3 separate regions of the Mus musculus genome follow, and regions 1 and 2 are each linked to region 3. The links are chromatin loops, found by intact Hi-C in ENCODE. Cell type or tissue: heart. All regions are shown on one strand. Region 1 holds the start of Lgals8 (lectin, galactose binding, soluble 8). Region 2 holds the start of Ero1b (endoplasmic reticulum oxidoreductase 1 beta). Region 3 holds the start of Heatr1 (HEAT repeat containing 1).

Region 1 (8,000 bases), 65 kb before region 3:
TGATTTTGGTTTTTTGAGACAGAGTTTCTCTGTGTAGCCTTGGCTGTCCTGAAACTCCCTCTATAGACCAGGCTGTCCCCAAACTCAAAGAGATTCACCTCCCTCTGTCTTCTGAGTACTGGGATTGAAGGACATCACTGCCCAGCCTATGAATAGCCTTTTAAAAAACTGGACAGAATATTCCAAACTGATTCTCCATTGAAACATATGAAGTCAGAGCAGAAACACTTATGCAAGGGTGGGCATCTCTCCAGCCCCAGTGAAAAGCTTTCCTTACTCTTCCACTTGCTCGATTCTCAATTCTTCCCAGCTAAGTGTTTTGCGAGTTTATGAGCCCTCTTCACAGGGCTTCTCCAGCTCTCATTTCTACACTTCTTTAAAGTCAGTTTCCAGTGAGCCCGGCAGCTACACAACACGCATTGATCCTGTTCCTGCTCTTTGACCCCTCAGAGCATTCAGAAACCTGGATGTTCTCTGTTTTGGATACCCATAGCCATTCCCAGCAGGTCGGTCTCTAAAGTCTCTCTCTCTCTCTCTCTCTCTCTCTCTCTCTCTCTCTCCCTTAATCCCCCTCTCTTTTCCTGACTTTTCTCCCAGGCTCTGGCCAAGTCTGTTTCCTCCTCCTATCTGCACTCCTAAAGGACCTCACTTCCAAGCTGTCATCCCCTCTTCCTCCCACCCATCAGCCTCAGCATGCTGATCTTTATTTTCAGAGCACACAGTTGCTCTCAGCAGCTCCGGGATTTTGTACTAGCTATTCCCACACCTTGGAATGCATCCAGCTCTGAGGTGAATTTATTATTTTAACTCTGTAAAGAAGGGGTCAACTCAGGCAAAACTGAAGATAACTCAACTGCTCTTCATTTTGAATAATGTAGCACTCAACCGAAGCCTGGGGAGCCCTTCTTTAGAGGCATTACAGTAGGGTTGGGAATGTGTATGGCAGATTCCCTATTGACCAAGCCAGCTCCGTCAGTCAACAGGTTCTCCAGGGAGGGAGTCGGAATTAAAAAGAAAAAAGACAACAAGACAACACTGTGGCATGACCCCAGCGAGTTCTGAGGCTGAGTCAGGCTTATAATGTTTTTCCAGTCTGCTTTGATACCAGTTTAAGTACATGCAAAATAATATCAGTTCTGGGTCAAGGACAAGCAGGACTATAAACACAAACAGTCAAGGAACAAAGTCCTGTGATCAATGTTTCCAGGCAGGGGCTTATCAAGATGACCAAGATATCTGAGCCTACTTCCCTCTCCTAGCCCAAAGTCACATTCTTGACTGAAGCCTACTTCTTTGCTCTAGCCCAAAACGATATTCCTGCCTGAGCTTACTTCTGTGTCCTGGCCCAATGTTTAATTCCTGCAAAGTTTCTAGAAACGGGCTCCAAAAGCTCTCCACACCCTATCTCTTACAAACCCCAGAAAGTGTAGTGAGAAGCCTACCACACCTAGTAATAACAACAGAGCTAAGACAACATACATCAAGGGTTAACTCCAGCTATTAAAGTAGAATCTTGAGGAGTTAATCAAAATTAGAAAATGGACATGAGGAAGGAGAAAAAGTAACGAATCAGAACACGAGGTTGCTGCTAAGAGGCTTTAAAAAAATAAAATACAAGTTCAAAACAAAATAAAACACACAGCCAGAGAAAAAGACCAAATGGCTATGTCAAACATGTCCTTTAAAAACAAACATGGCTAATATCTAGAAAAGAACATAACCTTGAGGCCATTAGGACATCAAAACTAGGTAGCTCAGTCAGCCATTCTCAGCGCCCTACAGTTTTATTTAAGTTTGTTCGTACAAATACGGGGCAAACCGTCAGCAGTGCAGCGCCCTGACTATGCAGCTCAGTGCTTATTGACCATCTACTCTGCTCAGAACTGAGCATCAGTGTCTAAACTGTTTCCTAAGGAAGCGTTCCCTGTAGTAAACTCCAGCACAGAATAAGCGGCCAATCACCCAGTGTTGACATGTTCTGGCTACTGCTCACAGGATGGGGTTTCTTGCAGGGACAAAGAAGAACGAATTCCTCCACACACAAGGCTAGTTATTGGCAATGAGTGGCTGCTAAATCTGATTGGCTCACAACATTGTTCAGTTCTGACCCAAGGCTGCAAAGGAGGCAAACCCAGGAGTACCCCGGCCACACCCCCCACGATTATTCTTTAAGTGTATTTTTAACACCCTTGAGATCAGGTATCTGTCCCAGAGTGACCCCGAATTCCTTAAGTTCTCCAGTATGACATTGAACTTGTGGTCCTCCTGCCTCCACCTCGCAGGGCTGGAACTACAGGGGTGCACCCCGACCGATTTGTGCAGAGCTGGGTGGAAATCAACCTGGGGGCTTCCAGCACGTGAGGTGAGCCACACCCCAACCCCAGCCAGCCACTCCCACAGCCAGCCATAGGTCTGCGTGTGTGACATTAAGAGCCCAACAGCCCCAGCTCGCAGCACTCGGACGCCCCGCCCCTGCAGTCGTTCTCGCGGAAACGGCCGCGGGCTGACCCCGCCCTCTGCCTGTGGCGGCTCCGGGAACCGGACGGCGTCCGTCAGGGGACACAAGTCGGAGCAAAGCGCTTACTACCACCGGGGTGAGTCCTGGCGACTGCGGGCTCAGGGACATCGGGATACCACTGTTCCCGGACCGGAATCCGAGTGTGGACACGGCATCCCGCCGTCTCCTCCGTGACACATGCACGGGGCACCGGACACCGGGAGCGATCGTGGGTTGAGGCTTGTACTGGGACCGTAGTGTCGGGACAACGCTGACTGCTGCGGTGAGGGCTCTCCGCTCGGCGGCTCACCTGCCAGGGAAAGGGCGAGCATCACCTGGATCCCCAAGAATGACAGGCCCAGGGACAGTTGACAGCTGTGTCACACTCCGTTATTCCAGACACGCACTTTAGCATGCTGCGTCATTCTATCCCAACGTTAAACACGGGGAAACGCAATTTCTCTGGGTTTGGGAATCGTCCTAAACCTAAGCCACGGCTTGTTGTGACTGACGGTGATACGTGTCTGGAGACTTCGGAGAGTAGTTATTTAATGCCAACCTAGGCCATCTTGATCTCTCTCCGGGAAAGATATCAATTATGGATGTGGTGATGGCAATTCCTTGTCTCCTTTTTGCTCTAGTTCGTGCTTCCTGGATTGCACAGAACAGAATTAAAGGCTCAGAGGATTTGAATAAAATGAGTTAGTGACAGATACTAGGTAGGGGTCTAGGGTGGTTTTTAGGGGTGTAACCAAGAGAGATGCAATTTTCTTTTCTCCGGTAAAATAAGAGATTTGGCGAGTGCCTATTGTCTACAGCCTGGCGGAACTGTAGGAAGTAAAAGACAGGAAACTCTAGTTTCATTTTCTGGCTTGGTTCTGGTTTGAGTCATCAGGACTAGAGGTAGTAAATGATTCAGTGGGCAGGGCGCAGTGCCGAGGGGGCGCTCTTATCTTTCAAAACCGGGCTGATGCAAAACATTGCATTTGGTATTCCCCGGAGTAACTCTGCCACCCCCACCCCACCCTCAACTTACTTAATTTGGCTGGTTGAAGAAGAGCAATGTTTTCTAGCAATAATAGCTAACACATACAGAGCTGTTTTCTGCTATTTAAACTAGTACAATCCTCAGGGCAATCCTATGATGTGATTCCTACTTGTTTTACTAATAGGAAAAGTTAAATGAATATTGTCCTGGTTTCAAAGCACTGCTTGAGTGATATTTGTGTCTTGGTTTTGTGTTATTTCCTAGCTTGTATTTTATTTGTATTTACTGCTTTTGATTTGTTTGGTTTTGCAGTGCTGGCACAGAACCCAGGGCCTCATCACACTAGGCAAGCTCTCTATTCAGCCCTTAAACATTATCTTGAGACAGGATGCCTTAGTCTCTATTCTCCTGCTGTGAAGAGACACCATGACCATAGCAACTCTTTAAAAGGAACGCGTTTAACTGGGGCTTGCTTATAGTCTGAGAGGTTCAAGTCCATTGTCACCATGACTAGAAAGCACGTGGCATGCAGGCAGACGTGGTGCTGGAGAAGCAGCTGAAAGTTCTACATCCGGATTCCCAGGCCGCAGGAAGGGAGAGGCACTGGGCCTGGCTTGGGCTATACCTCTTAATCCTTTTAAATAGTTCCACTCTTTGGTGATTAAGCATTCAAACCTATGAACCTATGGGAGCCATTCTTATGTGAACTGCCTGCCACACGGGATCTAACTCACCTAGGCTAGGGTCCAATTGTTCTTCCTGTCGCAGGCTTGCTCACAAGTGGCTTCGATCACAGGTATTGTGCCACCACACTTACAGTTTTAGTATTTTTAACAGGAAACTTCATGTAATTTCCTCCTTACATATTTTTTAAATAATTCCTGCACTGATCACTTAAAATTATTTCATTTAAGGCCAGGCATGGTGGCACATGCCTTTAATCCCAGCGCTTGGAATGCAGAGGCAGGCAAATTTCTGAGTTCAAGGCCAGCCTGGTCTACAGAGTGAGTTCCAGGATAGCCAGGGCTACATAGAGAAACCCTGTCTCAGAAAAAAAAAATTATTTCATTTCTAAGTATGTTATGAAGACTATATGGTAGGACTTTGGTTATACTAACACTTATTTGGTAACTATCCGTAAAGTAATATAATTTACATAGAAAAGTTTGATGTAGAGAAAAATCACGCATGGCTGTTTTTCTATATTGTTTTTACACAGGACAAGTTTTTACTTTGAGTAATCCTTAAATGAAGAGTGGGTAAAGTGTGTATACGGAAGAGAGACTCCAATCAACAATATCAATAAGTTGAAAAAGAAAAATGTTGTCCTTAAATAACCTACAAAATATCATCTATAACCCGGTAACAGATTTTTACCTTTTTTTTTTTTTTTTTTTTTTTTTTTTTTGCCTGTGGTAGGATTGACAGGAAATACACTCAAGTTGTAATTATCACTGGGGCCAGGCATGAACACACAGTTCAGTTAGCACACACACACACACACACACACACACACACACATGTATGCATAAACCTTGACGCTACAACACACACATGAAGGGAAGGTCTGGGGACAACTCTTGGGAAATTATATTCTACCATTTGGGTCTGGAAGTTGAACTCAGGTGATCAGATTTGGCAGGAGGCACCTTTACCTGCTGAGCTATGGTACTGGCTTCCTTCCTTCCCCTGTCTGTCTGTCTGTCTGCCCATCTGTTGTATAGACGCTAGCACCTATGACTTCATGATTTGGGTGGATGATAGCACTAGGCCGCACTGTCCGTCCACCCACCACTCACTGTCCATTCACTTGTCAGTTTTTTCTGATTGTTTGTTTGGTTGGTTGGTTTTCTCTGTGTAGCTCTGGCTGTCCTGGAACTCACTTTGTAGACCAGGCTGGCCTCGAACTCAGAAATCCGCCTGCCTCTGCCTCCCGAGTGCTGGGATTAAAGGTATGTGCCCTCCCCCTGCCTGGCTGCTTGCTTGTTTTAAGATGTGGCATTGCCATGTTGTCCAGTCTGACCTCAAACTTGAAATCCACTTGCCTGAAACCCCAGTACTGGGATTATAGACTGGTGTGCTCCTCCACACCTGGCTTTTTGTGGTGTTTTTGAAATGAGAACTGTACACAAGAAGTTAATGTCTCAGACTTCTGCTCTGTTTTCCCAACACTGCTTGGAAGTGTAGCAGAGGAAATGTGGAGAGCCAGAGGCAAGAGAGCTGAGCAAACCATGTTGTCCAGTTTAGGCTGCTGGTGGGAGTCTGACTGACTGCTAGAAAACGCAGTCAACATCCTGGCCTTCTGGAAAGCTGTCAAGAGCTTTCTGGTTTTCTGTGCTGGCTAGCCTCTCTAGATGTGCCAGGTTTCCTTTTGCCACCACTGTTGTTAGAGACCTGACATAGGGCCACTGGTTTTTGGTGACGCCCCTAGGAGACTCTTGGGCAGTAGAATTGGTGAAAGTCAGTGAACTGGCTGCGCCTGTTGACAACCTAGCTGTGATTTCCCTCCATAACTTCCAGTACCACAGTGAAAGAAAGGTTTAACAACCATGTCAAGCAAACTGAATTTTGGGGAGAAATAGCCTTATGTCACAGTGGGTTTAAAAACGGTTTACAAAATCTGACATCAGTAAAGACATTTAAAGTGATTTGCTGTATGTTGTAGCTAAAAACATCTCAAGGTTTCAAGGTTGTGGACTGGAAAAAACAAGACTAGGCTTATGTGGTGTGTGTGTGTATCCATGCATGTATGTGTAGGAGAGAGTGCATGCATGTGTATATGTATGTGGTGAGTGTGTGTTTGGTGTGTGTGTGTGTGTGTGTGTGTGTGTGTGTGTATCCATGCATGTATGTGTAGGAGAGAGTGCATGCATGTGTATATGTATGTGGTGAGTGTGTGTGTGTGTGTTTTCTTTTTCTGGACTTGGTGGAAGACAGGAGCTGCTTCCCATTCATTTGACCTCATGAAGGTTTTAATGTTCTCAGTCCAGACTGGCGAAAGCTCTGTCCATGTAAACACTTCTTGGTACAGATGAAGTACACACTGTAACTGGTGGTATCTTTTTTTTTTTTTTTACTTTTCTACTTAGTATATTTCTTTCATTCGTTCCACTGAAATAATTTGAAAAATTAAAAGCCAGAGTCACTTTTCATTCAGATTGAGTGAGTAGTTTGAAGACGTCGCCGTCACTCGGTACCAGGAGTGCTGTGGAGTGGCATCTGTGGGCTCTTCATTGTCCTTGTCTTCCCGTGGGTTTTGTAGTAGTTGTTTTCCAGGAACTCTTGGTTTTGTTCTGTTGAGATAACCTGGGCACCTGACTTCGTAGCTGAGGTTAGCCTCCGGCTTACATCAGTCTTTTTGCCTCAGCTTCCAAGGGCAACTTGAGCTTCCACACCCAACTTGTGGGAACTTAAGCCCCTTTGATATCCAGCAGGCCAAGAAGCTAGTAGACACGAGTCTGCGTCAGTCTTATTCTCACAAACCACGCATCAGCATCTCATCAGCATTACCCCCAGCTGGAGCTGAGGGATGGCTCCTTCTGGAACCAGTTCCCTGAGGCCCCACCTGAGAGTCACCACACAGGGCGGTACCGGCTCCTAGCTGCTGAGTTATTGCAGCCAAAGGGCAGAGAGCAACTCTGCCTGAGGAAGAAATGCCAGGGCAGAGTCCAGCAGAATCCAGCACATGCTTCAGGGCCTTTGAGATCCTCCACAGTGACAGTAATGTGGAGCTGGTCACAGAGGGGCTGCCTGCTTCACATACAGGAGCACTCCAGGCACCTAGAAGGGAAGCTCAGGCGTTGTCCTGTTGTTTAGGGCGATAAGAGCCTTCTTGGAGACCCCAGTGAAGGCCTCAACCAGGAGTCAGCCTCTCCAGGGAGGCTCTCTGCCTCACGCTTGCTTCATCTCCATCAGTACCTTTCTCCTCGTCTCCAGTTGGCTCTTTACGTATGAGTTGAGAATTGGGCACGGTGACTGACTCTAATCAGTACTTAGGAGGCAGAGAGGCGGGAGAGTCAGAAGTTCAAGGTCATATCTTATTAGTCCACATTTGTCACTGCATTTGCTTATGGAAATATATTTCTAACATGTCATTCCCTTAGATAATCCCCTATGTTGGCACCATTACTGAGCAATTGAAGCCTGGCTCTCTGATTGTAATCCGTGGGCATGTCCCTAAAGATTCAGAAAGGTAAGATTACTGTGTGGGGTGGAAGGCCAGCTGTCTCTCCGTGACTGGAGAGGACATTTTGATGCTCTGAGGCCTCATTGCTTCACTGACAGCCCTGCTGGGGTGTGAGAAGAAGGAGTGATAGGGTGAAGGCTCCTGGAATGTTTTGTTTTGTTTTGAGACTGGGTCTCTACATAGCCCCAGCTGTCCTGGAACTCACTCCTTAGACAGGATGGTCTCAAACTCACAGAGATCTGTCTGCCTCTGCCTCCCGAGTACTGGGATTAAAGGCATCACCACCATGCCTAGCTGGCTACAGGAATCTTTTATATCATTGCTGTAAG
Region 2 (8,000 bases), 170 kb before region 3:
TTAACCTTCTGGCTATTCTTTTAGATGTTTAATACTTCTATGCTTTTCTTAAGTACACTAAAACTGATATTAAATTACCTACTTAAAAATTTCAGAGCCTAAGGTATTGTCTTGAGTGTTTCCACTTATAGGTGTTCCTCAACTTTCCATGAGAAATTGCTCCCCTCCCAATAAACCCACTAAAACAAAAATATCAAATGGAAATGCAATTGAGACACATAGCCTACCATACAGCATGGATCAGAACCTCAGGAGACAACTTGTGGAGTCTGAGTTGTTTATTATGCTTGTGTTGGCATAGCTGATGGTGAACTGTTGCTCACTGTCCCTTCCTAGCACTGAAATTACAGAACTAGCATAACAGAAAAAAAAAAGTATCAAATTACGAAGTAGTTTCTACTAAGCAGATATAGCTTTCTCACCTGTGTAATTTAAAGAAAAAAAAAAAAGTCCAACCATCGTAAGCCAAAAATTCAACCATCATAAGCCGGGGGCTATTTGTATCTGATTCAAGGTACCTAGTGCCTTGTGGCTTGTGATAACTTTTTTTGGCACGCTCCTAGCTGTTTACTCCACTGGACACTATCTCTGAAATCTCTTAAGTCCTTGAGTTGAAAACACACTTCTCTAGGAGGAACGGATATTTGCTCTCTCTGGTAACCTGGGCTTGCTGTGAATTCCACTTCTAGCCAAAGCTCATCCTAGCACGAGTGATACAGAGTAAGCCTGAAAAGGCACGTGAGGGAGGGGCTGCTCACAGTCACAGCTTCTCAGCCGAGTTTTCAGCCCCTTCTTCGTAACTTTTTTCCTTTTCCACAAAATGGGGCTCATTTTCCATTCACACTTACACTAACAATGTATCTCTTTGGGGGTCTCTTATGATTTTTCCATTTTTAGGGAAGACACTGGTGTTATTTCTTACCAATTCTACCTCCACGAAGCTGTGAGACTAAAAGCTTGGTCTTCAGGTTTAAAAGAAACAAATCCTCCGGGTAGTGGAATGAGTCCCACATTTCTGACCTCCATTTAGTGGGGAGCTCTGTGTTCCTTGATTTCATGCCACCTCAGATGGGCATTTTAAAGGGTTTCAAATATATTTGACAGAAATATCCTTTTACAGGAAAACTGTATGTTAGCATGCCATGAACCATATTTGCATTTCATTTATAAGAAAATGGGGCATCAGATATACAAATGAACATCCTCTCACATAGTCAAAAACATTTTCCTGCTTTCAATATAGAAGGCAAAGTACCTATTTCCTTAAATGACTTTGATTTCTTGTGAACAGAGGTGTTTGTTCAACAATTCTAATTCTTCCTCTTACTTTTACTCTTTCTCCCCCTGCACACCCCGTCCCCCAAGTTTAGGATGCATGAGAAGTAGAGGAACTGTCTATGTTCCACCTTCTGATTGTCTGGTCTCTGTTTTTCTGTCCACTGAAGCAAGTATGCTGATTTGTTAATGCTGGGTAGAGCATAAAGGGCTACATTAGGGCCCCAGTTTATGTAACTTAATAAGCCAATTAAGCTCTCTGAACTTCACTTAACCACCACAGCCTTACACATGATATGTACCAAATAAAATGAGGTAATATATAATTAAACATGTTACAGGTTAAAGTGCTATCTAAAAATGACATCAAAACTGTATTTAGAAGAACAAAATATACTTTTGTAGACAGGCACGGTGTTACTTTGAAATGCACAAATATTTTATTGTTGATATATATATTACAAATATATATCAACAAATAGAATTACAGGTACATTATAAACCACTAATTACATGTGATTATTGGTAGCTAGAGAAACCTTAAGTGAAGCTTCTAGACTAGTGATTTTAAAAGTATACAATTAATTAATGACATATATCAAGCAAGAAAACAAGAAATCAGACTTTATTTAAAAGTTCTAAATGTAAGCTCCACTCAAGTCAAACACTCAAACTAGTAACTACAAAGTAACTTTGCTATTGACAGCCTAGGAAATTTATTTTTTCTAAATCTGATAGATACACCCAGAATCCTATCATAGTGTTTGCCAAGCCTGACTAAAGTATAGTGGAAAGAACAATTGCATCACAGACACTTACAAGGCTTGTTTAAAATTCTGATTCCTTGCTCAGTTCCAGATGGACTCAGCAAGCTCCACGTTTAACAAAAGGTTTCTTTTCCTTTCCCTTTCTTCCTTCTTTTCTCTGACTGGTTCATTGTTTAGTTTTTTGAGAGAGGGTCTTGCTATGTAGTCCTGGCTAACCCAGAATCTCAATATGTAGGCCAGCGTCCAACCTGCGGCAATCCTACTGTTTTTCCTACTGTTTGTGTTTTTTACCCCTGAGAGCTGAGGCTACAGGTGTATGCCACTGTTCCTAGCTGTTTATTTTTATCAAATCATTCAAGAGAACTCACACATGGACACAAACAGAATATTCTTGTATTCTAGGACTTCATGCTGGACACCATAACACCATGAACAAGGCAGAAAAACATGTTTACACGGTTACTCTCACAGTTACCATCATTTTTTTTTCTCTTAGCAATGAGTGTTAATTGCTTCAAACTGCATGCCCCTCATTATCAGGCCATCTGAGACACTTTTGTTTTTCTTCGGTTTTGGCTCTTCGAGCTAGCACTTTGCAGCAGGTGCAGACAAGATATAGCAGCATCTGGCAACCTGTTCAAACCTTCCTCACTAAAAGAGGCAGAGCTAACCTATCTCTTTTCAAGGCAAGAGGCTGTGCTTTGGCTTTCGAGTATGTAGTGAACACTTCAGTAATACCTGCCTAACCAAGGCAACGTCAAAGTCTACCGGACTGTCCAGCCAGCAAGCCTCACTATAGACTTAAGAAGCCCACAGTAGGGGCCTAGGCCCTCCAGTGTCATAACTGGGCTCACCTGGCATGCCACTTTGCATACGTAGGACAGGTGGATAATTATAAAGCGGGTAATGCCTATAGCTATCTCTAGAGCACAAGTTCAAGGAAATGAAGTAATGCCCCCTCTAGCCCAGGAAGAGGATGGAGGGTCTGCCTCCCTGTCATCTGAGGGAAGGATGTCAGAGGTTTGTGTCCCCAACACCTTCACCACTCAAGACTTGTGTCTCCCCGTCACCATCACAAAGATAAAGCCGCTAGCGCTTACTGGCCGTCACCATCTTCCTCTTCCGTAAACCATCACCACGCGTGTCGTGTCCCCGCGCCCGCCGCGCTTTACAGACGTTTCCCGCACTAGCCGGCGCGGTTCTCAATCCCTGGCTGGCCACTCGCACCTGCACCTCGGCCTCTCGGCGACGCCGGCGTGACCCGTCCCCTGCCTTTGGTCCTCGGGCTTACCTGAGTCTTGACCAGACTTGAGAGGAAGCTCAGGGTGACAAGCAGTTGCACCGCGGCCGCCGCCCCCTGCCCAGTAACGGCCCGGCGGAACCCCGGACTCATGGTGACCTCGGCCGCTGCCGTCGCCTCGGCCGATCGGGGCTGGGGAACGACGGCCCGCCGCGACGACGACAGCAGGGGGCAGTGCCTGGGAGCCGGGAGCCTCCAGGACCCGGGGTCTGAGCGCCGGTCTCGGGCAAGGAACACTCTACCGTTCGCAGCAGCAGCGACTGATGTACCAGTGCTGCGCGCCCCCGCTTCATCCCAGGAGGCCCCGCCCCCGGCGTCCTCAGTTATGATCACGCCCTCTGCGCAAAGCCTTCTGGGAGTTGTAGTCCCTGTAGCCCCTTGGGGCCCCCCCACAGTGGGAAGGTCTTGAAAATGGAGAACTACAGGCTCGGAGGTCGCTCTGCCTCCCTGAGGCGGGGCTCCGCGGCGGCCAATGAGGCGGGACCACGAGGCCTCCAAAACACCCAGGAGCAGGCGGGAGAGTGGGTGCTGTTTTAGGGGTTGGCCTGAGGTGGTGGAACCTCTGTTTCGTCGCTCTGAGAAACAAGACTGTCCACCCCCATCCCCGCAGGTCTTCAGGCACTATGCCAATAGCTCTTTGTCACCGCTTGACCTACTGGGGCCAGGATTTTCTCGCCAGGCCGGCCGAATCTTTGACTTGCTATTCCCAAGAGCTTTCTTTGCCTTTTTTCTCACCTCTGCAGCTACCTAAAACCACCTGGCATCTTGTCAGGAAGTCTTCAGCACCTCCTTCATGTCACATGCCCCAGAAGTATCATTGCTTGGTGTCTCCACTACTCCTCTACCAACACCAGAAAATCTATAATACATTTTAAAGGATGAAGGAAAACCCCAGTCTATACAGTGAAAAACGAAGAATCGGGATAAACGCACAGAAAAGCTTAAAGGGACATAGACTATCCCAAATGTAACACATTCTAGATGGTTTTGTGGTCTTAATTACACCTCAAATATTGTTCTGGGATTATGTAAGGTTATGTACATAAGCTTCCTGTAGTCCCTAGCAAATAAGTGATCAATTAATGGTAATCGCTAACTTTACCGATATTCCTGAGTTATAGGAAACTTACATTCAGTAGTATGTATCAATTTGTCATTGTTGATGTAACAAATGACCAGAAGGGTAGTGATTGAAAACAACCCCAATGTATTATCTTACATTCTGGAAGCCAGAAAACTAAAACAAACTGCATCCATTTGGAATATTCTAGAGAATAATGTTTCCTTGCTTTTTCTAGCTTCTATGGCCAATCAAATTCCTAGATTCAGGACCTCACATGACACAGTGGCATAGCCTGCTTTTGTCGTCTGTGCTTTCTGACCCTATCTCTCTTGTGTCCCTACATATAAAGACTTTCGATTGCATGGTGCTCACCCGGATAACCCAGGCAATTTCCTGATCTCAAAATCCTTAATCACATCTTCAAAATCTCCTCTGGCCTCTCTGGTAACATGAGAACATTCGCATCCATGATTCCATCTAGACCCACTGCATGATCTGTAGGGTCAGCCAGAAATGAAAGTCCAGGGGAAATGAGAAGACTTTTAAGGCGGAGACAACAGAACAATAAACCAGTCCAAGACCCTGGAACTTCACAGGCCATCTTCCCATGTCACCAGCTCCCTTTTCTCCACATAGCTAACAGAGAACTGTGTGCGACTTGCTTCTCAAAGCTGCCTTTCTATGCTCTTCATCGCTCTGCGCTTTGGGTATGCATGGGACTTTCCTCAGGTCCCTTTGTGCTGCAATTGGCCCAGATAATGTGTACATCATGGAACATAGCCATTTTTTTTAGTTATAAACTGCCTTATTTTTAAATTTCACATTTTAAATATCTGATATCAAGGGCAGAAACCATGCCTGTCATTCGGAGCACTTCAGGGCCTGTCACAAAGAAAAACTTGAGCTTTTCTATCAACTTTTCAATTGGTAGAAGAAAAACAAGTTTACAAAGATTATAATGGCACACACACCATTTGTTTTAGCTCAGAAACTTTACTCACAATGTTTGGAAACATTTTTTTCTCTCAGTGAGTGAAATCAGACATGGGTGTTTTTCATGAAAAAGAAAGGTTCACATTGCCCTGTGCTGTGATCTGTTTTAGCGTTTGCTGTAATGAGCAGGATGAGGAGTTGATTAATTGATGAATAAGCTACTGTCCTCTGTTTTAGCCTTGCGGTTTATTTCTTATTAGAGCAGGCATTGCCTTTATAATGATACCCATGCTCCTTACCTACACTCCTTAACTTCAAACTTCCCATCCTAGTTAGGGGTTTGCAAGTTGAAACAGGAAGAACCTTTGTAGCAAGCTATAGAAAAATTCAGATCCAGCTAGATTTAAAAACAATAAGAAAACTAGTAATAAGTCAGGAAAACTGGCAACTTTGGGAATGAACAAGGCTTCATCACTTACAGTTCCAGAAAAGTGAGTCCATCGGGGTGTGACTCAAGGACCAAAAGGAGCATGGACCGTTCTGGACTTTTCCAGAACATTCCCATTGGCTTGGCTCATTGTTCTCGGTTACTTTTCACACTCTATCCTCCCATCAAACTTCAAATTACTCCTCAAGTTTAGCTGAGAGAAGGGGAGATGAGGGGAGGTAAAGAAGGGGAGAGAGAAAGAGAGAGAGAGAGAGAGAGAGAGAGAGAGAGAGAGAGAGAGAGAACAGAAATCCTGCAGGATTACAAAGAATGGGAAGAGGTACACAAATTCATGGAAGCCATTCTCTAAGTATGTCTCACGAATTTACTTTATTTTTTGTGGTTGTAGAAATTGAACCTAGGGCCTCACACATGTCAGACAAGCACTCTACTACTGAGCCATGTCCCTGGCCCTCTTCATGGTTTCATTTTAAAAACATTTTTATTTATGCATATATGTGTGTGCATGCAGTGCCTGCAGATGACAGAGAAAGGAATCAGATCCCCCTGGAACTGGAGTTATAGGAGGCTGGGGGCTGCCTGCTATGGGTGGTTAGGAGAGAACTGGGCCCTTCTGCAAGGGCAGCAAGCGTTCTTAACCACTGAGCCATCTCTCCAACTCCCTTTTTTAAATCTTGCTAAGTTGCCTAGAGAGGCCATGAGATTTCCATGTACGTGCCTCAAGCCAACTGAGTAGCCAGAATTGCAGGCCTGCCTCCAGGCCTGGCTTTAAAAGCACTTTTCTTTCTTTCTTTCTTTCTTTCTTTCTTTCTTTCTTTCTTTCTTTCTTTCTTTCTTCCTTCCTTCCTTCCTTCCTTCCTTTCTTTCATCCTTTCTTTCTTTCTTTCTTTCTTTCTTTCTTTCTTTCTTTCTAACCTTGGCTTGCACTCTATATTCATTAAATTGTCACAGATGTCCCGGTCTATGGGTACACAGAAAAGTATACCAAATAAAGCTGTAATATGTTTTTGCAGATAATGCAATTTATTATTTACAAACCACCTGGCTTAGACAAGCCTAATTTTCTGGAACTAAGGGACAGGAAAATTGTTTTTCTTTCAGTGGAAAAAAATATATGAGCCTCACAGATCAATTGTAGAAAGAGTGAGGACCAATTTTTGTCAATTAGTACAAGTCCTTCGGGGCAAACAGTGATGATTTCCCATTGACGTGGTGAGGGTGGGTCAATGTTCTCAGTACAGATGATCTGTTACTTTTCTCATTGCTGTGACCAGCAAGAAACAACTGAAGGGGAAACAGGTGAGTCCATCCGTCATGTGGTAGGGAGATACACCGAAGCAGGGGACCAGGCTCTAATCTGTAGCCATGGGAACATGAGGCTAGGGAACAAAAAAGTCAGGCTTTAAACCTCAGGCACCTACCCACCTACCCCTATATACACACACACAAACACACACACACCATACATAATACCACATACCTCACAGACATACACACTCACCCCTACCCACCTACCCCTACATACACAACACATACACACACACACACCATACATAATACCACACACCTCACAGACATACACACTCACCCCTACCCACCTACCCCTACATACACAACACATACACACACACACACACACACCCCAGAAACTGATTTCCTCAAGGCAGGTCCCCCTTCTAAAGGGCTCACAAACTCCCAAAACAATGCTACCAGCTGACCAAGGATTCAAATACAGGAGCCTCTGGGGACATTTTATATCCAAATTATGACAGGTGGTGAGGCATGATCTCATTTCCTGTAACTCTCAAAGGAGCCTAACGGAACTGAGCATGGGTGAACTGAGTATGTCTCACCTTTTGGAATGGATGCTGTCAGTGGCACTTAACCACTGAGCCATCTGCCCAGCCCTTTTTTGTTTGTTTCTTCTTGCTAAGTTGCACCGATAGGCCTTGCCATTTGACCCTTCTTCCTCAGCCTCTGAGTATCTGGGATCACAGGCCTCTGTCACAAGGCCTAGCTTTCAGATTCACCCTTCAAGGGAGAAGGCTCAGCTGGTAAGGTGTTTGCCATAAAAGCCAGAAATGTCGGGACAGCATTTGTTAACCCAGCACTGGGAGATGGAGACAGGTAGAGCTTCCTGGCCAGCCGGGCTAGCAGAATCTCAAAAAATCTCAAAAAAATAAGATGGAGAAAATAAGGGAGAACTGCATGTCA
Region 3 (8,000 bases):
AATCAATTTGGAGGCAGTAACATTTTGAATGTTCAGTATCAAAATTTATACCCTATTCACTTTCTTTCAACTTTAATGAAACTGTGTAGTCACCACTAAGTCACAGAAAGCTAGCAGGCTAACAAGACAATAAACACTGAGCTTCACTGAGCTTCTCTGTGCTACAGTCACTGTCTACAGCTTTTCTTAGCTATGTTTCCAAAACCAGGTTTTTTTGGGAGGGGGTGGGGGACAGTTGGGGGTTGGAGGGATTGTTGTTTTTCAAGACAGGGTTTCTCTATGTAGCCCTGATGCTCTGGAACATGCTTTAAAGATCAGTCTGGCCTTGAACTCAGAGCTCCGCCTGCCTCTGATCCCAAGCACTGGAACTAAAGATATGAGGCACCATAGCCAGCAAAAAAGAAAAAAAAATTAATAAGATCACATTAATTTATTCAGATAGAAAATGACAAATAAATTAATGGAAAAGGAAAAGATGACAACATATATAATTTGTATATGAACTTGAAAAAATTTTTTGTCAGTCTCTCTACATTAAAAATGTTTAAAGATTCTCCTATTCTCTTGCATGCACTTAAAAAACACCATGTATTATTGCCCACGTGAGCCTGTGCAGCACATGCATACCCTTGCCCACAAAGGTCAGAGGGCACTTGGACCTGGAGTTTTACAGATAGCTCTAAGTGGCTCTGACGTGAGTACTGAGAACCCAACCCAGGCCCTCTTCAAGAACACTAAGCACTCTTCACCACGAGCAATCTCTTAAACCCCTACATGGACTTTAATAGTAGCAGACCTTGCCTTCTATCTACTTTATACAAGCTTTGGTATTAACTAAAACACTACTTGAATGAAGCTTTCCTCAACAAACCCTGGCATAGCTACCTCTCTAAATCTTGTGTAAAACTTTATTTAGGTATTTATTTAAAAGATAGCAACCAAGGAAAACCTACAGATATATATATATTTTTTTATCACTTTAACATTTGCTGAATAAAGGTTACATGAAGAAGGGCTGTAGTGATGGCTCAGCCATCTACAGGATTTGTTGCTCTCGCAGAGGTCAGAGTTTGGTTCCTAGCACGTATAGTGCTTAGAGTACAAGGCCTGGTACATAAATGCTTAACGCGCACATCACTAATACCACGTGATTTGGGTTGATATTTTAAAAGACATTCTTTACACCTAGCGAGGTAAGAAGGAACTGTACGTTTTGCCCCCATGTTAACGGATCTGCAATGTGAAGCTGCATCAGCTCCTGAGTACTGATGCAGTTAAGGCTGGTCTGGTAGCACACACTTATAACCACACTACTGAGGACCTGGGAGGCAAAAAGAGGCAGATTTATAAATCTGAGGCAAACTGATCTACTTAGTAAGTTCCAGGCCAGACAGGCAAAAAAAAAAAAAAAGTAAGTCAAAACCCAGCTTGAGCCAGGTGTGGTATCGCCTCTAATCCCAGCACTTGGGAGGAAGAGGCAGGTGGATCTCTGGGTGTGAGGCAAGGGTGGTGTACACACTGAGTTCTAAGACAGCTGAGACTACACAGAGAAACTCTCTCTCCACAAACAAAACAAACAACAATAACAACAAACGAGAGCTCTATAATAAGACCTTATCCCCAAAACAAAACTAGCCAAAGACAATGACATACTTCTCAGACTTGGGGAAGAAGGTGGCAGATTTCTGTGAGTTTGAGGTCAACCAGAGATACACACTGAGACCATGTCTCAAAAAACAAACAAACAAACAAACAAACCCCCTAAACCCTAAACACACTAGACAGGAACTAATGGCACCCTATTCAAGAAGAGCATGTTCACTTGACATTCTAAACATCATGTTAACCTTTGAAATTTGTGAAAGCAATCTAGCTTACCAAGTGTTGGCAACTAATGAAGGTTTAGCTACCTGTGAATCAGCCATTCCAGACACTTCTGCGCTGGCTTGAGGAGGAAATAAGGAGACAAGTGAAGGAGGAACGATGAAATGTTTTCATCCAGCTGCTTGTTCACTGCTTTGGTCTGGACGCTGCGCTCCAAGCCTTTTGCCAGCTGGCTGAACAATGGCGCTTCAAACTGTTCAAAGGCAGGGTCAATCCCAAGAAGCTCCTCCAGGCCAGTGCATCCTAGGAGGAGAGTCACGTGTAACTTCTTTGTAGGCAAACCCAACAGATACTCTCCTGTTCTCCTCACCCCCAAGCTCATGAACTCTGTTACCATGTGTTAGACACTCTCAAACACTGGCTTTAGTTGTTAACATATAGGATAAATCTGACCCCCACTCACTAGGAGAAAAGAAAGTACTTCATGACAAGAACTCCACCCGAGCCCTTCTTTTTAGTCATTAAAACTACATCTAGTTCTGAAAGTCTCCTCTCACACCACAGTCATTGTCTCGGTTTCTTTACTTTTCTTCCTTTTTACATATTAGTTAGTTTGTGAAATTTCAGATACCATTATTTATAAATACATTCACACATCTAGCAGTATTGCTGTTTCCCACCCCCTTACCAAGAAAACAAGGTACTGCTCGGGAAGCGAACGGGGGGGGGGGCAAGAAAATACAGAACCTCCCCCCCCCCCAACTCCCCGATATCATGCTCTGGGAGCTTTGCTAAGTGAAAGGTGGCTCACCGATGGCAAAGGCGGTGTCCCTGTCGATTGTGGCCGCCTCCTTGGGGTCAAATAACAGAGAGGCAACTTCACGTCTCGATAGGAGGCTGGGATCAGTTTGAGGGAGGGCGAGTCGCTGGAGCTGCTGGGCTAAGGACGTCATCTTGCACGGAGGCGGATGTCTCAAAACACCGGCTAAGAACGAACAGCGTGAAAAGTTTTTAGGAAACGTCAGGCGCCTTAACAGATGGCAGGCCAGGGCTCATGCTCTGGCAATACAGCGCTCAGTCCTTTCGAGGACACAGAAACTTGCTTCCCCGACCCTCCAGGACCCACCACAGCAATTGCGTTAACTACGCCTCCGCAGCACCAGCTTTCCCCAGCTCTGCACCACGACCTCACGGCCCACCCGGCCACCCGTTCCAAGTCACGGCCGCGCCTAGCCGCACCGTGCTCCTCCTCACCCTGAACTCGGAATATCAGCAGGATTAGACAGCTAACAACTCCTCAGATCAGCTCCCACATGGTGCCGGCACTGTCCCGGAACTCTAAAGCACGCCTCATAGGAACTTCCGGCTTCTCACTACGGCAAGAGAAAAGGGACACCTTTGTAGAAAACGCAATACAACGGCCCCGCCTCCGTGACTCTAAGTTCCGCCTATTCAGGCCAGCCATTTAATTCCCCGCCTACTTTCCCCTCTAAGGGCCTGAACCTCAAAGCCCCACCCTCCGCTCGCTCATCCAGTTAAGCTCCGCCTTCCATCCGCACCTCTTTCCAAGACACCACATTTATTCCACGCCCCTCCTTTAAGCTCCACCCTCACGAAAATGTGCTAAGCCACGCCTACAGTACCTCCCCCTTCTTTCCAGAAAGCCACCTATAAGTCCCGCCCCTCCGCTCCTTGGTGCTACAGCTCGCTTCTCTAGGTACCCGACGCCTCGCTCAGTGTTGCTATGTGCCTTCAGGCTTAGGTCTGGGATTCTTTTTCCCCAACCGCCTTTGGGAGCTTTACGGGTGTGTAGCAGGAACCGGTCATTCACGAGATACTTATCCAGCCTGCGAGGGGCTGAAGCGCGGGAAGCCGCGTTTCTAATTCTAATGCTACCCGAGGAGGGCACAAACCTAACGTGAGTTGTAGTTCTCAGTGCAATCTGGTTGCTCTGTAAGTAGTAAACACTCGCTGAACGCAGTTACTGACAACCTTATCACCTTTGCCTTGTCTGCAGTCCTAGGGAGTGGTGTTTTTCTTATTCTGTTATTATTATTATTAGAAACATGACATTTTAATTTTTTTAAGTGAAAATAACTTTTTTCAAGATGGGAGGTGGCGGCTCACTTCTTTAATTCCAGCTCGAGGGAGGCAGAGGCAGTCAGATCTGAATTCGAGGCAAGCCTGATTTGTGGAGTGAGTTTCAGAATATCCAGAGCTGCACAGAGAAACCTTGTCTCAAAAACAAACAAAAAACAAAAACAAAAAATACACAAAACTTTTTTGTTTTCATATTCTGGTTACAGTTTCGTTCCACAACTCTTCCCAGATCCTCCAACACTTCCCCTTCCACCCAAATCCACACCGTTTTTTCTCTTTCTTATTTAGGGTACAAACATACGATGATGACGACGAAGGCGATAGGCAAAATAAAAACAAACATCAGAATAAGACAAAACAAAGAGAAGAAAAAAGTGCCAAAGAAAAAGCTCAAGAAACACATATAGAAAGAGACATACCTGCTTATACACACAGAAAGCTTATAAAAATGCAAAACCAGAAACGGAGATATATACGCAAAGGACCTATAAGGAGGGGAAAAGATGCCCTGACAAAGAATTATGAGGCAAAAAAGGTCCAAAAATGCTACAGAGTTAGTTCAAGTTAGCTCATCTTACATTGTCCATATGGTAATTGGGACCTAGCCTTAGGTTTGCACAGTGAGTTAGCTCCACTGTAGAAAACTGATTTGTGAGTGATTGTCAGTGGGAGATACCTCTGGGTTAGGGACAGGGGCTTGTGTCCTTCCTCTCTCAGTGCTGAAAGCCCATCTGCTCCAGACCTGTGGAAGCCCTGTGCGTGCGTGCTGCCACAGTCTCTTCTGCTGTGTTTGGAAGGTCTTGCTTTCCTGGTGTCTTCCATCCCCACTGGCTCTTTCTATCTTTTTGTCCTCCTCTCCTACCGTCCCCTTTGGCCTCCTTTTTGCCTTCCTGAGGGAGTGGGGGGGGGGATTAGATGGAAACATCATATTTACGACTGAGTATTTGAGGTCTCTCATTCTCTAGACATTACCCAGCTGTGGCTCTCTGTATTTGTTCTCTTCTGCTGCAGGAGGAAGTTTCTCTGGTAGCAGCTAAGCAAGAAATACTGATCTGAGTATAGCAGAATGTCTTTAAGAGCTGTGTGTGTGTGTGTGTGTGTGTGTGTGTGTGTGTGTGTGTGTGTGTGTGTGTGTGTATTTAAAAGTCTCATATATATACTATTGTCTAATATATATATTAGTTCCCTAGCCTATCTGGTCTCAGATTCTTGGCCACTAAGCAGTGTAAGGCATGGAATCCATCTCATGGACTGGCCCTTAAATCCAACCAGGTATTCATTGGTTACTCCTCAACTTTGCGCCATCATTGTACCAGCATAGCTTGCAGGCAGCTCACTGTTATCGATCAAAGGTTTGGTAGCTAGATTGGTCTTTACCTTTCTCTCTAGTAAGCATGCAGTGCACCTCCCAGGACCATTAACACTAGTCAGTAGGTGTGAAGGCTGTTTGTAGGCACCAGCTCGACTTCTCCACGTTCGATGAATTGTGTAGATGTTGTCTGCAGCAATATGGCCTTACAGTCAGTTTGTGGAGAGCAATCAACAGCTTTGGCAATAGCCTGGGTTGTCTGGAGATGCCTATGGGGCCCCTTTGGCTAACAACTTGATTCGATGTAACCCATTCCTGGGACTGGAGACTTCATTTGGTAACGAAAGACATCCAATTGGGGCTCCATTTTCCCATGATTTGGTAATTCCACTTGGATCACCTTCATATATGTCTATATTTTAGAAGTTTCCATACAACCCGTCAAATGGCCCTTAGTTTTAGCTGTCTCTCCCTGTATTTCCTCCCTCACCCCTTTCTTCTCTCTCTCTCTCTCTCTCTCTCTCTCTGATCCTCCTGTTGCAATCCCATCCCACCACATTCTTCCATAACTGTCTATTCTATTTCCCCTTCCTAGGGAGAGCCAACCTACCCTCCCCCAGCCCCTTACTTTATACCTAATCTCTATGTTTGTATAGATGGTAGTCTGCTTATTGAAAAATTAACAGTTAACATCCACATATAAGTGACTATTTACCATTTTTGTCTTTGGGGATCTGGGTTATGATTTGTTTTTTCTAGTTCCATAGATGTTCCTGAGAATTTCACGGTTTCATTTGTTTAACCACTGAGTAATGTTCCATTGTATAAATATGTCACATTTTCTTTATCTCATTCATTCATTGATAGGCATCTAGTGTAGTGATAAGTATAGTGTAGTCTTTATGTCTGGCTTTAAGTAAAATGTATGGTAAAGCCTTTGAGTCTGGCTTTGAGAGAAATGTTTCAGCAAAGCCTTTATGTTTGAGTCAATCAGTAGAGGCTGAGAAATTGTTTTGAGACTGTTTGAACCTTGAAGCACTGTTGTCTCTCTGGAGGGTCTGCACTTGGTGCTATATGAGAGCACTAATCTTGGTCCTGAAGACAGTCCTGGCAAACCTGGAATTCTTACTTTTGATTATGGATTGCCATGATCAAAAGGGACTGAAATTTATATAGGTTGTCTGTTCTCATGGGCAGCAAGGGCAAGATAACTTCGGTAACTGGAGCTTTTTCCAGCCACAATTCACCTTGTATGATGTTTGAATAAAGTAACTGGAGTGAGCTAGCTGGGTGTCAGTCTTTTCTAAGAAGGCTGAATCCCTTTGCTCCTTCAGAAAAATGAAGGCTTAGCGTCTTTTTATTTTTCTGGCCTTGAACTCAGAAATCTGCCTGCCTCTGCCTCCCAAGTGCTGGGATTAAAGGCGTGTGCCACCACTGCCTGGCTAAGGCTAAGTATCTTGGTGAGCTTCTCTCTCTACTGTGGTACCCATGACCAACATCAAACAATAATCTAGTCTGTTTTCCTTTTCTGGCTATTATAAGTAGATCAGCAATAAACATAGTTGAGCAAGTGTCTCTGTAGTAGGATATCAAGTCCTTTGAGTATATGCGCAAGAAGGTTATAATCGATCTTGGAGATAGATCGATTCCCAGCTCTCTAGAGGGCTGTCACACTGATTTCCATATTGGTTGTGCAAGTTTACACTCCCACCAGCAATGGATAAGGGTCCCCCTTATTTCACACGCCCCCCAGCATGAGCTATCACTTGTTTTATTGATCTGGGTCATTCTGACTGGGGTAAGATGCAATCTCAAAGTAGTTTTGATTTGCATTTCCCTGATGGCTAAGGATGTTGAGTGTCTCTTAGTGTTTCTAAAGCTGAAAATTCCCTCTTTCAAGTTCTGTGAAGAATTATGTTGGAATTTTGATGGAGATTGGGTTGAATCTATATTGCTTTTGATAGAACAACCATTTATATTTATGACTTTAAGAATTCTCTCTTTAGATCTGTACTCCATTTTTAAATTGTTTTTTTGTTTGTTTGTTTTTTGTGTGGGTGGGTGTTTTGTTTTGTTTTGTTTTGTTTTGTTTTGTTTTTTCAAGACAGGGTTTCTCTGTATAGTCCTGGCTGTCCTGGAACTCACTTTGTAGACCAGGCTGGCCTCGAACTCAGAAATCTGCCTGCCTCTGCCTCCAGAATGCTGGGATTAAAGGCGTGCACCACCATCTCCTGGCTGGGTTGTTTTCTTAATGTTCAGGTTTTTTTTTAAGTTATTTATGTATTTTAGATATATTTAGATATTAGCACTCTATTAGACGTGTAGTTGGTAAGAATCTTTTGCAGTCTGTAGCCTGCTGCTTTGTTCAGATTGATAGTGTCCTTTGACATACAGAAGCATTTCGGTTTCATGTGGTCTCCTTGTTTTTCTTAGTGCCTGTGCTGCTTTCAGTGCTCTGTTCAGAATCCCTGTACCATGGGTTCAAGACTATTCCCCACCTTCTTCTCTCCTCCCAGATTTGGTGTATCTGGCCTTATGTTGAGGTCTTTGATTCACTTAGAGTTGAGTTTTGTGTAGGGTGGTAAGTATGAATCTATTTACAGCCATCCATTTTGACAAGCACCATTTGTTGAAGATGTTGTCTTCCCCCCCCCCCAGTGTGTATTTCTGGCTTCTTTAACAAAAATCAGGTATGCACGGAGTGTGAATTTATGTCTGGGTCTTCAATTCGATTCCATTGATCAACGTGTTCATTTTGGGGCCAATG

Evidence for each region. A loop is a pair of places that touch in the nucleus more often than their neighbours do. Peaks named below come from ENCODE experiments on the same cell type or tissue, not always from the same donor. Only the 100,000 strongest peaks of a DNase experiment are listed, where the experiment ranks them.
Region 1: it touches region 3 in a loop (4-fold over the local background); 5 of 42 quality-filtered maps call a loop at or near these places.
Region 2: it touches region 3 in a loop (9-fold over the local background); 3 of 42 quality-filtered maps call a loop at or near these places.

The regions. Positions count from the first base shown.
Region 1 is chr13:12,456,021-12,464,020 of GRCm38, reverse strand. It overlaps Lgals8 (lectin, galactose binding, soluble 8), which reads left to right and starts at 2,283. Exons shown (of 10, transcript NM_001199043.1): 1 at 2,283-2,780; 2 at 4,705-4,847; 3 at 7,589-7,677. The coding sequence starts at 4,806. In heart, a CTCF peak has its summit at 3,420; DNase peaks (open chromatin) are centred at 2,510 and 3,430; H3K4me3 peaks cover 2,213 bases; H3K27ac peaks cover 1,895 bases.
Region 2 is chr13:12,561,512-12,569,511 of GRCm38, reverse strand. It overlaps Ero1b (endoplasmic reticulum oxidoreductase 1 beta), which reads right to left and starts at 3,629. Exons shown (of 16, transcript NM_026184.2): 1 at 3,334-3,629. The coding sequence starts at 3,435. In heart, a CTCF peak has its summit at 3,526 (motif pointing right); a DNase peak (open chromatin) is centred at 3,711; H3K4me3 peaks cover 1,638 bases; H3K27ac peaks cover 1,116 bases; H3K27me3 peaks cover 293 bases.
Region 3 is chr13:12,390,549-12,398,548 of GRCm38, reverse strand. It overlaps Heatr1 (HEAT repeat containing 1), which reads right to left and starts at 3,174. Exons shown (of 45, transcript NM_144835.4): 1 at 3,079-3,174; 2 at 2,636-2,809; 3 at 1,911-2,127. The coding sequence starts at 2,777. In heart, no CTCF peak of the experiment used is centred here; a DNase peak (open chromatin) is centred at 3,328; H3K4me3 peaks cover 2,245 bases; H3K27ac peaks cover 1,304 bases.